2 separate regions of the Homo sapiens genome follow, and region 1 is linked to region 2. A link is an interaction called in ENCODE POLR2A ChIA-PET data of the cell type or tissue named here. Cell type or tissue: Panc1. All regions are shown on one strand. Links, peaks and the distances in the headings refer to the core of each region. The heading gives the core; the rest is flanking DNA.

What was found. Peaks named below come from ENCODE experiments on the same cell type or tissue, not always from the same donor. Only the 100,000 strongest peaks of a DNase experiment are listed, where the experiment ranks them.
Region 1: POLR2A ChIA-PET joins it to region 2 with 8 read pairs; 1 of 35 experiments calls an interaction of 5 or more read pairs at or near these places.

What each region holds. Positions count from the first base shown.
Region 1 is chr10:4,602,659-4,608,046 of GRCh38, reverse strand. No RefSeq gene overlaps it. Among named protein-coding and RNA genes, the nearest start is that of LINC00705, 51 kb to the left of the region's middle. RefSeq lists an enhancer at 171-671. In Panc1, for the core only: no CTCF peak of the experiment used is centred there; no DNase peak of the experiment used is centred there; H3K27ac peaks cover 1,175 bases.
Region 2 is chr10:4,712,543-4,717,930 of GRCh38, reverse strand. All of the region lies in intron 2 of LOC105376375 (a long non-coding RNA gene), which reads left to right. All of the region lies in intron 2 of LOC107984197 (a long non-coding RNA gene), which reads right to left. Among named protein-coding and RNA genes, the nearest start is that of MANCR, 37 kb to the right of the region's middle. In Panc1, for the core only: no CTCF peak of the experiment used is centred there; no DNase peak of the experiment used is centred there; H3K27ac peaks cover 2,291 bases.

The sequences.
Region 1 (5,388 bases), core at 328-5,327, 110 kb after region 2:
GGGATTTGCCTCTGCAGACCCCTATTAGGAAGCACTCAGGATAACCCACCCTGGGAGGGAGTGGCACAGAGGCCTCCGAGGAGGCTCCAGCCTAGGCCACGGGAGCTCCGATGCGTGGAGATGCCTCCTGGGATGTCCTGAATTCAGACAGAGCCTGGGTCACGTTCTCCACATCAAGCCGACATCAGGCGTGGACTGCGCCGGGAGGGGACATGAGCTTGGGCAAGGCAGCTTTCTTCCATGGCCTGGGTGCTCAGCTGGGGCCCTCAGCTGGCAGCACGCCCAGAGGCTAACAGAGCATTTCGTTTTTGATGGGGGCCTCTCTGAAATGCTGAATAATATGATGCTGTTCTTTCAAAACTATCGGCTTCCAAAGCCTATGAAGAAGTCTAGAGATGCAATGTACAACATGAGGAGAGTAGTTAATAATACTGTATTGTGTGCAGGCACTTTACCAAGAGAGTAGATTTTAGGTACTCAAAAAAAAAAGAAAGAGGGAGAGAGAAAGAAAGAAAAAGGAAAGAGAAAGAAAGAAAAAGAAAGAAAGGAAGGAAAGAAAGAAGGAAGGAAAGAAAGAAAGAAGGATGGAAAGAGAGAAAGAAAGAAAGAGAAAGAAAGAAAGAAGGATGGAAAGAGAGAAAGAAAGAAAGAGAAAGAAAGAAAGAAAGAAAAAGAAAAGAAGGAAGGAAGGAAGGATGGAAGGAAGGAAAAGGAGCAAAGAAAGAGAAAGAAAACTCTATGAGATGATGGGCATGTTAGTTTGTTTGACTGTGGTATATATAGATAAATATATCAAAATATCATATAAACCTTAAGTATCTAAAAAATAAAAATAAACTAAGAGAATTGTACAAAGCACTGGGCAATCAGGTAAGGCGTCTGTGGTGGGGTTCGTGGCCCTCTGGGTGTCCTAAGGATGGAGGGTGTTACCAATCACTATCTCGGCTCACCTGCGACCAGACCAACTGTTGCTAGCCATGACGGTGCCTTGCTACACTGGCAGTAAATTCTCCTCAAATGGGAACAAAGGAAACCCCTCTTCCCTGCTAGCAGTGGGGAAGGCGTTCAGTTCCAACCTCCAGGCTAGCCTGAGTCCCCTAGCAAAAAGCCTTTAAAATATTGTTTACTCCTATAAAAAGACACAGAGATTCCCTCTTTCTTCTGGATATGAAGCCTGTGAGAAATTAAAAAAAAAAAAAAGTATGCTTTCCTCTTTTAAATAGTAAAGTAAGTACAAAATAATTTAAACTTCTTTTTGATCAAGGAATGTGTTATATCAGTAATGTGTGCTCTCCTAGAAGCAGGGGATCAGCTTTAATTAAAGGGAAGCTGCAAAGAAAATCCTTTGAATGTAAAATAATTTTGTTTACACTTTATGTGGTAGTGTAATTTTTTTCCTCATGTTAGCTAAAAAATTGCAACATTTATTTTTAGGGAGCAAAACCAAAAATATATCTGCTAACTAATCAAGTTGAGACAAATAACTTACTCAAAAACGTGACTGTTCTTCATTTATAAGTGACAAATAACTGTTATATTTTTCTGCCACCCAAAACAAAAAGTTAAAGACTTCCCTGCTGTCAAATTTACTAAACTAAGATGTGTTTATATATAGTTTGTAATCTTTAGGCTCGAGGGAATTACTTACAATGATAAAATGTTTTTGTTGGAAATATGTTAGTGTGAAATACGTGTCTGTCAGTTTTCTTTTGTAATTAACATGACATATTTAAAAATTTCTATTCCTAAAAATAATAAAAAAAAACCAAGGCTTTAACAATGACTAAAATGTTTTTTAATGACTACAATGCATTTTAATGGCAAAAATTATCTTTTAGAAAAGTTTAATGAGAGAAGTTATAAGGAAATTGAAATATGCCTTACAGTTTCTAAACTTACATTCATGTAGGGCTTTGTTTATCCAATAGTGTAATGAAGAAAGTTACTCTGTGGACTGGCGGAGATGCTAAAGACACAAAATGAAAAGAAGAGAAGAATATGAAGTTGGTGACCCACTGAAGTTGATTACATCTGAAGTTACTGTCACTGAATTTTTAAATTATGTATGATGATAAATTTCCATTTTGCTCAAACTCCTTGATAGAGGACTTTATGTTACAGCCAAAAGCAGTCTAATTGATACAGAGAGATCAAATATGCACTGGAATTATGTCAGAGGAAGTATTGTGTAGTGATTAAGATTGTGAGTTTTTGCATCATTTGGCAGTAGCTTCATGTGTATGACTTTGTCAATTATTAAATTATAAAATAAATTTGGAGTGGAAGTGAGGGAGAGGAGTAGAAGGAAGAAAAAATATCAATTCTTTCGCATGTAGAGAAGCAGAAATAATGTGCAAATTATCAGGAGAAATTCTGAAGACATCATAAGAAAAATAACACAAATAAAAAGTCATCTTGAAGTGATGATGTAAAGAATATAAAATCAGTGTTAAAAATGAAAGGAAACATATCCAAAATATTGATATATGTATAAAGGAAAACTCACATTTGCAAGTTTGAAAGATAAGGATTTCAAAATATAGAACACACTTGGCAAATGATTCAGTTTATGTTTTGTACAAGAGACATATCTAAAACAAAGAGAAAAGTCAAAAGTTAGAAACATGGGGAGATGCAAACAGGCATGTTAGATATACCAACAACAACCACAGCTATTGCCATGACAATATCAGCTACAAAGCAACTGGGATCACCAACCAATCATCTGAATCCTGCAAGTTTGGGCAACATACTACTAAAAGGATCCCGGGCAGACACTTTGTAATGATTAGAATACAATACGAAATGAAAATTTAGCATTTATAGATTTCCATAGATCACTGATACTTATTTTAAAAAGGACAGATAATTTAACAATAAATGGATGTGAATGTATTAGCTATGAGAATTTAATTGATGCTGAATTTCATGACAGCTTAAGTGGTCATAAACGGATGAAAACATAGTGGCCTTAAATACTAAATTAAATTAAATTGATTATATTAAACATATTTTTTAGAGAATGCAACTTCTTTCAAATCCTATTAAAAATCTACACACACACACACAAAATTTTTTTTTTTTTTTGGAGACAAGGTCTGCCTCTGTTGCCCAGTCTGGAGTGCAGTGATGTGATCTTGGCTCAGTGCAACCTCCACTTCCCAGGCTCAAGTGATCCTCCTGCCTCAGCCTCCTGAGTAGCTGGAACTACAAGCACATGCCACCATGTCTGGCTAATTTTTCTATTTTTAGTAGAGATAGGTTTTTGCCATGTGGCCTAGGCTGGTCTCAAGCTCCTCCTGGACTCAAGTAATCCACCTGCCTTGGCCTCCCAAAGTGCTGGAATTACAGGCATGAGCCACTGCACCAGGCCTAAAGAATTATATCATATATGCCATTGATATGGTTTGGATCTGTGTCCCTGCCCAAATCTCCTGTTGAATTGTGATACTCGGTGTCAGAGGAGGAGCCTGGTGGCAGGTGACTGGATCACGTGGGAGGGTTTCTCACGAATGCTTTAGCACCATGCTGTTAGTGCTGTCTTCACCATATAGTGAGTGGTTCTCTGGAGATCTGGCTGTTTAAAGGAACGGCATCTCACTTTCTGTCTCTTGCTTCTGCTTTCGCCATGTGATGTGCCTGCTCCCACTTCACCTTCTGCCGTGAGTGAAAGCTTCCTGAGGCCTCCCCAAAAGCAGAAGCCACCATGCTGCCTGTACAGCCTGCAGAATTACTAGCCAATTAAACCTCTTTTCTTATGAATTACCCAGTCTCAGGTGTTTATAGAAATGCAAGAATAGACTAATACAGCCATAAAGAAAATTTTAAAAACTGTCAAAAATAAAGAAATGGCATAACCAACTTTATCTATAACAATGCAATCAAACTAAACACGGTAATAACAAGACTAGAAATAAATAAAACCGTCATCTGCTAATTTTTCAAAAGAGAAGGAAAGGAAGAAAATGTCTCTTTAAACAACTCAAGAGGTCAAAAAGGAACTCATAGAAGAAATATTAAACTATCTAGAAATTATATTAATTCAATTCCCAGAGGACAATCAATGCTTTATTTTCTTTATTAATAAAACAAAAGTCATAAATGGATTAAATATTTATTCTTAAAGACTTTGGAAATTGGAAGATAAACTCAATGAAAGCAGAAGAAAGAAAGAAAGAAATAAAGATGAAAGCAAAAGTTAATGAACACAAATGTGGAAAAAGCGATGACCAATATATATATTCCAAATATCTTTGGGATAAAAGCAAGCAATAAATCACTTAGTTAAGATAAAAAGGGATATGTTAAAGGGGATAAAGTCTCAGAAAAGTAATTATAAGATTTAAATGCTATGCAAATATATCTGAAAATATGGGTAACATGGCTAAACTTCTAGCAAAATACCAAATGTCAAAACTGATTTCATAAGAGAGAAAATATATTTATATAAATTACATTAGAAAATAAAAAGAGAATATTTTCAAAAGTCTAAGAAATAGATAAATCCCATAGCCACATACAATTCAGAGCAGATAGGGCTGGGGAGAGTTAATTTTAAAAAAATTGGGTGTGTATAAATTTAGAAAAAGAGAGGAGGAGACTTTATTTCTTGTAAAGGGTTACAGCCTACAAGGTGGCTGTCTCACAGGCTGGGGAGCACAGCCTCCAGCCAAGGCCGGAGACAGGCACTTCGAAGGAGGAGAGGTTTGGGCAGGAGCTTTATGCTGAACACATTGGCTAAACATACATATTCAACAGGTAAGAAGAAGAGCTATGAATATTCATGAAGGGAGTGCTGACACATGCTTAATGGGCAAATGTGCATGTTACATACAACCCATGTTCACTTTTGGTAGAGACAACATATTACAATGAGGCCCTATATGTCAAAAGATCTTTTCGGGACACGAAGGCCCATGAGTGGTTCTGAGCCTTCTGGTTCTCTCTACAGAGATTGTAGACCGCCCAGAATCAGTCCATGGTGGATGATCTTAGCTGGAGAAAGTTACTGAAATTAGTCTCTTGTCCAATCAAAGCTGGGGTCATGGCTGATGAAACAGGGCTCAGTTAAGCAGCATCTGTGGGCTGCAAATTGTTTCACTATTGCTTGTCTCCAGGCCAGGGCTTATTTAGCTGCTGGAGAAAAATTAAAACCCTGTAGCAGTGAGAACACAGTTTATTATTCAAGTGTGGGCTGTGTGACTTAACCGTTGCCTGACACGGCCTTAGGTCCTGTTTGGAGTTTGGTATCTTATTGCCAAAAGGACTCTGTTCTGTCAGTCTTATAATGATCTCTATTTTAACATTAATGCTGGTCAGTTGTTTTGTCTACACAGCAAAAGAGAGTGTTATAATGAGTCCTCTGACCTCCCGTTCCGTCATGACGGG
Region 2 (5,388 bases), core at 106-5,105:
CTTTTGTGCATTTACAATAAGACCCCAGGCTCCAGGAAGGGAGCCCGGTGGTAGCACAGACACCTATGGCTGGGAGGATGGGTCTCCTAGTTCTAGGGCTCATTGTTCAGAAGTCCCTAGTACTGCAGTCCTCAGCCATATCTTCCCCCATAGCAGTAATAAGGCTGATATTTTTATCTCCCTCTACCAAACCTCTGCATTTATCTCTTAGGTGGTTCCAAGTCTGAGTGAGTGAGTGTCACTGGTTTTCTTTAAGTCCTCACAGGAATCCAAGATCAAGAATAAATGTGTTGAAAGAAATTAAAATATTAGCATCGTATATACTTAAAGATTCAAGATTCACTTGATCTACTTAATTGAATATTAGCAAAGATAAAAGACACGTTCTCATTTTTCTTCTCTTTGAAGCCTCATATATTCATGCTTGGGGGCTCAGGAGGCTAAAACATACTGAGAATATACACATCTGTCTTCCCAAATCTCTCCTCAATTTTCACAAAACATGTTTAAAAACTATTAATCTTGTAAACAAAAAATATTTGGTTTACTCTTATATTTAGAAAACTCTAAATGTCAAGGAAGCAAAAGTTACAGGTGTGGAATGCACTACCCTTAAATTTAGGGTGAACAGGTGATGGCAGCTGCCACCTGTGGGTTGCAGGGAGTTGACTGTGTGGACTCTTGCTCATGATGGCCTGTGAGTATTCACCTAACACTATCTGATAGCAATATTTTACAGAAATTGTCAAATGCCTCTAGTTTCTTTGCAACAGTCTTAAAGTAATAAGTGGCCAGACAATAGATTATAAAATATAGGGATGCATCCCTCTCAAGTTCAGGTCAGGTATTGTCTACCCCCAGCCCTAGACTATGGGGCCCTGGAAGGTAAATTCTCCTTCTTATTATTAGCTTTGTTATCAGATTGCCTCACAGTACTTATGTATAGCTGGCAATAAATATTGCCTAAAACAACATAATTGGATAATCTGCTAATGGTAAACATGAGTCTCAATAAGAGAACAGAAAAAGTAAGACGATCTGTTGAGCTTTCTTGTGAGCTATATGGTGAATAAAGTGTTTCTAATGGTTTCGTGTCTTTTAGATTTCAGGATAAATAGGTGCATATGAATCAGCTGATTTCTGTTACTGGAGTGCAGTAGTAGTACAGATTTCCCAAGCTTTGAATCAACAAACGCAGAAGTCTCTCTAACATTAGGCCCCTTCCCACTTGTTATTTTGTTGTTCATTGCTATGGGTTACCACATCTCATTCTGGAGAAAACAAAGCAGGTTTTCCAAAGTCAGGAAATCTTACACATCTTTCCAGAGAAGACCTTATATTCGACCCCATCTCAGTTTCCTCGCCTAACGTAGGAAGCAGGAGACTTCTCCAGTGTCACAAAGCTGATCAGGCATGAAAACTGAGTCTCTTAACTCACACACTAGAGTTTTTTGTTTAGCAGTTGTGACCTGGGGTAGACGCTCACTGCATGTATTGCCTTTAAGATGCCTGCTTTTGCACAATTCACAATTGCAAAGATAGGGAACCAACCTAATCGGCGATCCACTGATGAGCGGTAACGAAAATATGGTACATACACACTATGGATACTATTCAGTTATAAAAAAAGAATGAAATGATGTCTTCTGCAGTAACTTGGAGGGAACTGGAGGCTATTTTTCTAAATGAAGTAACTTGGGAAAGGAAAACCAAACACTGCATGGGAGCTAAGCCATGGGCATGCAAGGGCATACGGGGTGGTTAATGAACATTGGAGACCCAGAAGCGTGGAGGGCGGGGGTTAGGGAGAAAAACTACATATTGGGTACAGTATATACCACTAGGGTGACAGTGGTATATGCACTAAAATTTCAGACTTTACCACTATACAATTCATCTGTGTAACCAAATGGCCCTTGTACCCCTAAAGCTATGTAAATAATAAAATAAATATTATTTTAAAAAGAAAAACAAACAAAAAAGATGTCTGCTTTCTAAAAATCTAACCTTTAAAGACTGATCTGACAACAGTTATGAAGGATGGTGCTTAGAGAGAGAAGTTCTATTTTCCTGGGCAGGTGAGACAGTTCCAAAACAACAGCTATTTTTATTTTTCTTTAAATAGAGTTGCTTTTTTTACTGAACAAGACTTGCATTTATAGTAATTTTATGGTACAATATGAATAATGGTTCTTGAAATGCTATTTTTTCCAGGACAAATGTAAGCGCCAAGGCAGTTTTTTTTCCTATTCAATAATAATTATTTCCATTACGCAGAGAAATACTCAGATAAGTGGAACGATATCAAATTATATTTAAAGAAGCTAAAAATGTCTTGTTGGTTAATAGGTAATTCTAAATCAAATAATTAATTTTTTCTTTGTATTGAACCATGCAGAATAAAATTATTCTAATTCTATTCATCAAATAATTTAGTAAACATCTTTGTGTGTCTTTTATAGTTTTATATTCACTGTGCTGTGCTAGGTGTTGGGGATACAGAGATTCAAAAATGTGCAACTAATCCAGACTGGGAAGATAATTTCCTGAAGGCAGTGATATGTGGAGGTAGCTTTAAAAATGTGTAGGAGGTGGATGGGAATATCAAGGAGGAAATTCAGCATCGGAGAAGGTGTGAACTCATCAAAAACACACTTATTTAAGGCAGCAGTTCACAGTTCCAAGTGGCTGGGGCATAAAATTCAAGGTGGCAAATGGTGAGAAAGGAGAGTGGAGGGTCCCACTGGGAACTGATAGTGACTAGAAGGCAGGACTTGGACATCTGCTAAAGATTTAGGGTTTCCATCCTGAAGGCACTGGAGACTCCTAGCATGGGGTCAGGGCTGCATGAAGCTGTGTGGCAAGAATCATGGTTTGGAAAGACCACAAAGCTAATTATGGGATGGCTGAATTAGGGGGTCGAGGCTGCGCTCATTGGTGCCAGCTAGATGCTTGATGCACGGGTGAGGCCAGAGGAAATGGAGATTGGATGGAGATGAGGGTGGTCTGGAATGGACTGAAGAAAGCAGGGTGAGCCCTTCGCAGACCACTAATCTTATATTTTTAGAATATTTTATTTTAATATAATATTTTATAATATATTATTGGCTCAGTAATCATATGTATTTTTAAGTGATGATACCAAATGAGCTATAGTCACCCTACTTGAGGTCTGTGGAAAGGTATTAGTAGTTCCCTTCATCCAAAGTATTACAGACCTCATGTTTAGGCATGTTAAAAACTACAGAATGATCATCTTATTCTTTTTATTAGAAAAACTGTGGGAAATCTATGTGTTTCTTTCCCATGTATTAATACTGTTTGATGATAAGTAAGACAGTGAGCTTTTTCATCAGTTTTTGGGTTTATTCTGGCTTGTCTTTTGTTGCTTTTTCTTCTGATTTGCTTGGTTTTGAAGAAGTTGACAATCCTGGATGTGGACACTTTCTCCTAGAGGAGCAGGAGTGCAAGGAGACGGAACTTCTCTCTCAATGTGCAGGGAGATGCATTAGCTTAACAGCCCTGCCCTCTCATATTAGTCAGAGAAGCAGAACTTATAGGATATGCTATATATGTGTGTTTATTGTGTATATATGTGTGTATATATATACTATATATTACATATATCCACCTCCTACACATTTTTAAATACTTATATATGTAATACATATATATATACATATATATTACATATATATTACATATGTATGTATATATGTAATATATGTGTGCGTGTGTGTGTGTGTAAAGAGGTTTATACATTTTAAGGAATTAGCTCATATGACTATAGAGGCTATAGAGGCTGAGAAGTTCAGAATCTACAAGGTGGGCCAGTAGACTGGAGACCCAGGAAAGCACTGAGGTTGCAGTTTGAGTCTGAAGACTGTGTGCTTGCAGAATTCCTTCTTGTTCACTCAGGGGACGATCAGCCTTTCTTTCTGTTGGATGAAGCCCACAGCATTAGGTAGGGCAATGTGCTTTACTCAAAGTCCACCAACTTTAATGTGAGTCTCATGTGAAAACGCCTTCACAGGCAAATGCAGAATGTCATTTAACCATGTACCTGGGCACCATGGCTGGGGAGTTGATGCAAAACATTTCACAACTGCAACCCTCATCTCCCCGCCCTGCCCCTTCCACCTTCAGGAAAGAAGAGGAGAGAAGTGAGAGTCCTTTCCTTTCTCCCAGGAGCTGGATGCTCACCAGGGGCTGTGCTCTGCTCTCTGTGTTACACTGTGCTTCAGAAGAGCTGGTGCTGTTTCAGGTCTCCCTGATTTATGCAATTTCAATTCCATGCTACAAAATCTGAGTGCACTGGCAAAGAGCTTTTAGAAATAAAGAAGACATCAGATTCTAGACACAAAAGAAAGAGAGGGAGGTGTTTTGGCTTGGCCAGGACATGTGGCTGCAAGCTTTGGGGACAAGAGCTATGGGTCTCCTTGGCAGTTAACTGATTGGACTGGGCCTTGCTGCATTAGGCTCTAAGTCTTGTGACCTGGGCTGCCACCCATCAGTATTGGCCAAATGAAATTTCCAATTTGGGAGGTCACTTAAGCTGATGGAGCCTTTTCCACAGGATGAGGCACCTAACTGAGATGTGCCAGGCTGCAAGAGCAGAACGCTGAGCACAGGACACCAACACTCAGCACAGGCTGGGGTGGGGACTGAGGAAAACAAGGGTGCTGGGCCCAGCAGATGCAAGTCTCACTGGGGACCTCAGCAGATACCTCCCAAATGGCTCACACAGGAAGAGCAGAGGCTAGTCCAAAGCCCGTGTGGCTCCCCACTAGTGGGCCCGTTCATGTCACAACTTAAAGATTGATCAGCTCTTCTTGATTCCCCACTTGAATAGCAATATGCATCTGCTGGATATATTTCACTTTATCTGCAATCCAAACATCAACAATAGCCTAGAAAAATTGGCTTAACCCTTAAGTTCAGGTCGGGTAGACAGTTCACTGCTATTTCCTGAATTTCTTCATATTTCCAGAGAAGTCAGAATCTCATGATCATCTCTGGCTCTGTCATAGAACCAGTAGGTGTGCATGCAGTAACAGTCCAACACTGAGACAGCAAGGACTGCAGCAAAGAACGAGTTTAATGATTTCAGGGTGGCAAGCGAGGAAATGGGAGGAGAGCCTTAAATTTGTCTTCCTAAGGTGTTCTTGGCTGGGGTTTGTGAGGGCACAGTGGAGGGCAAGGGCTCATGGGCAACATCGCCAAAGGGCCCAGGGGAGTAGAGCCACATGCCCCCCCATTCCTATGGGCATCACCCCAAGCCACAATGACAAGCACCCTTCAAAGATTCGTAAGAGGGCTGGGGCTCAGGATGATTAGAGGATCATTCCTATATGCTTGATCCCAAAACACACCCTAGCAAACCCCATC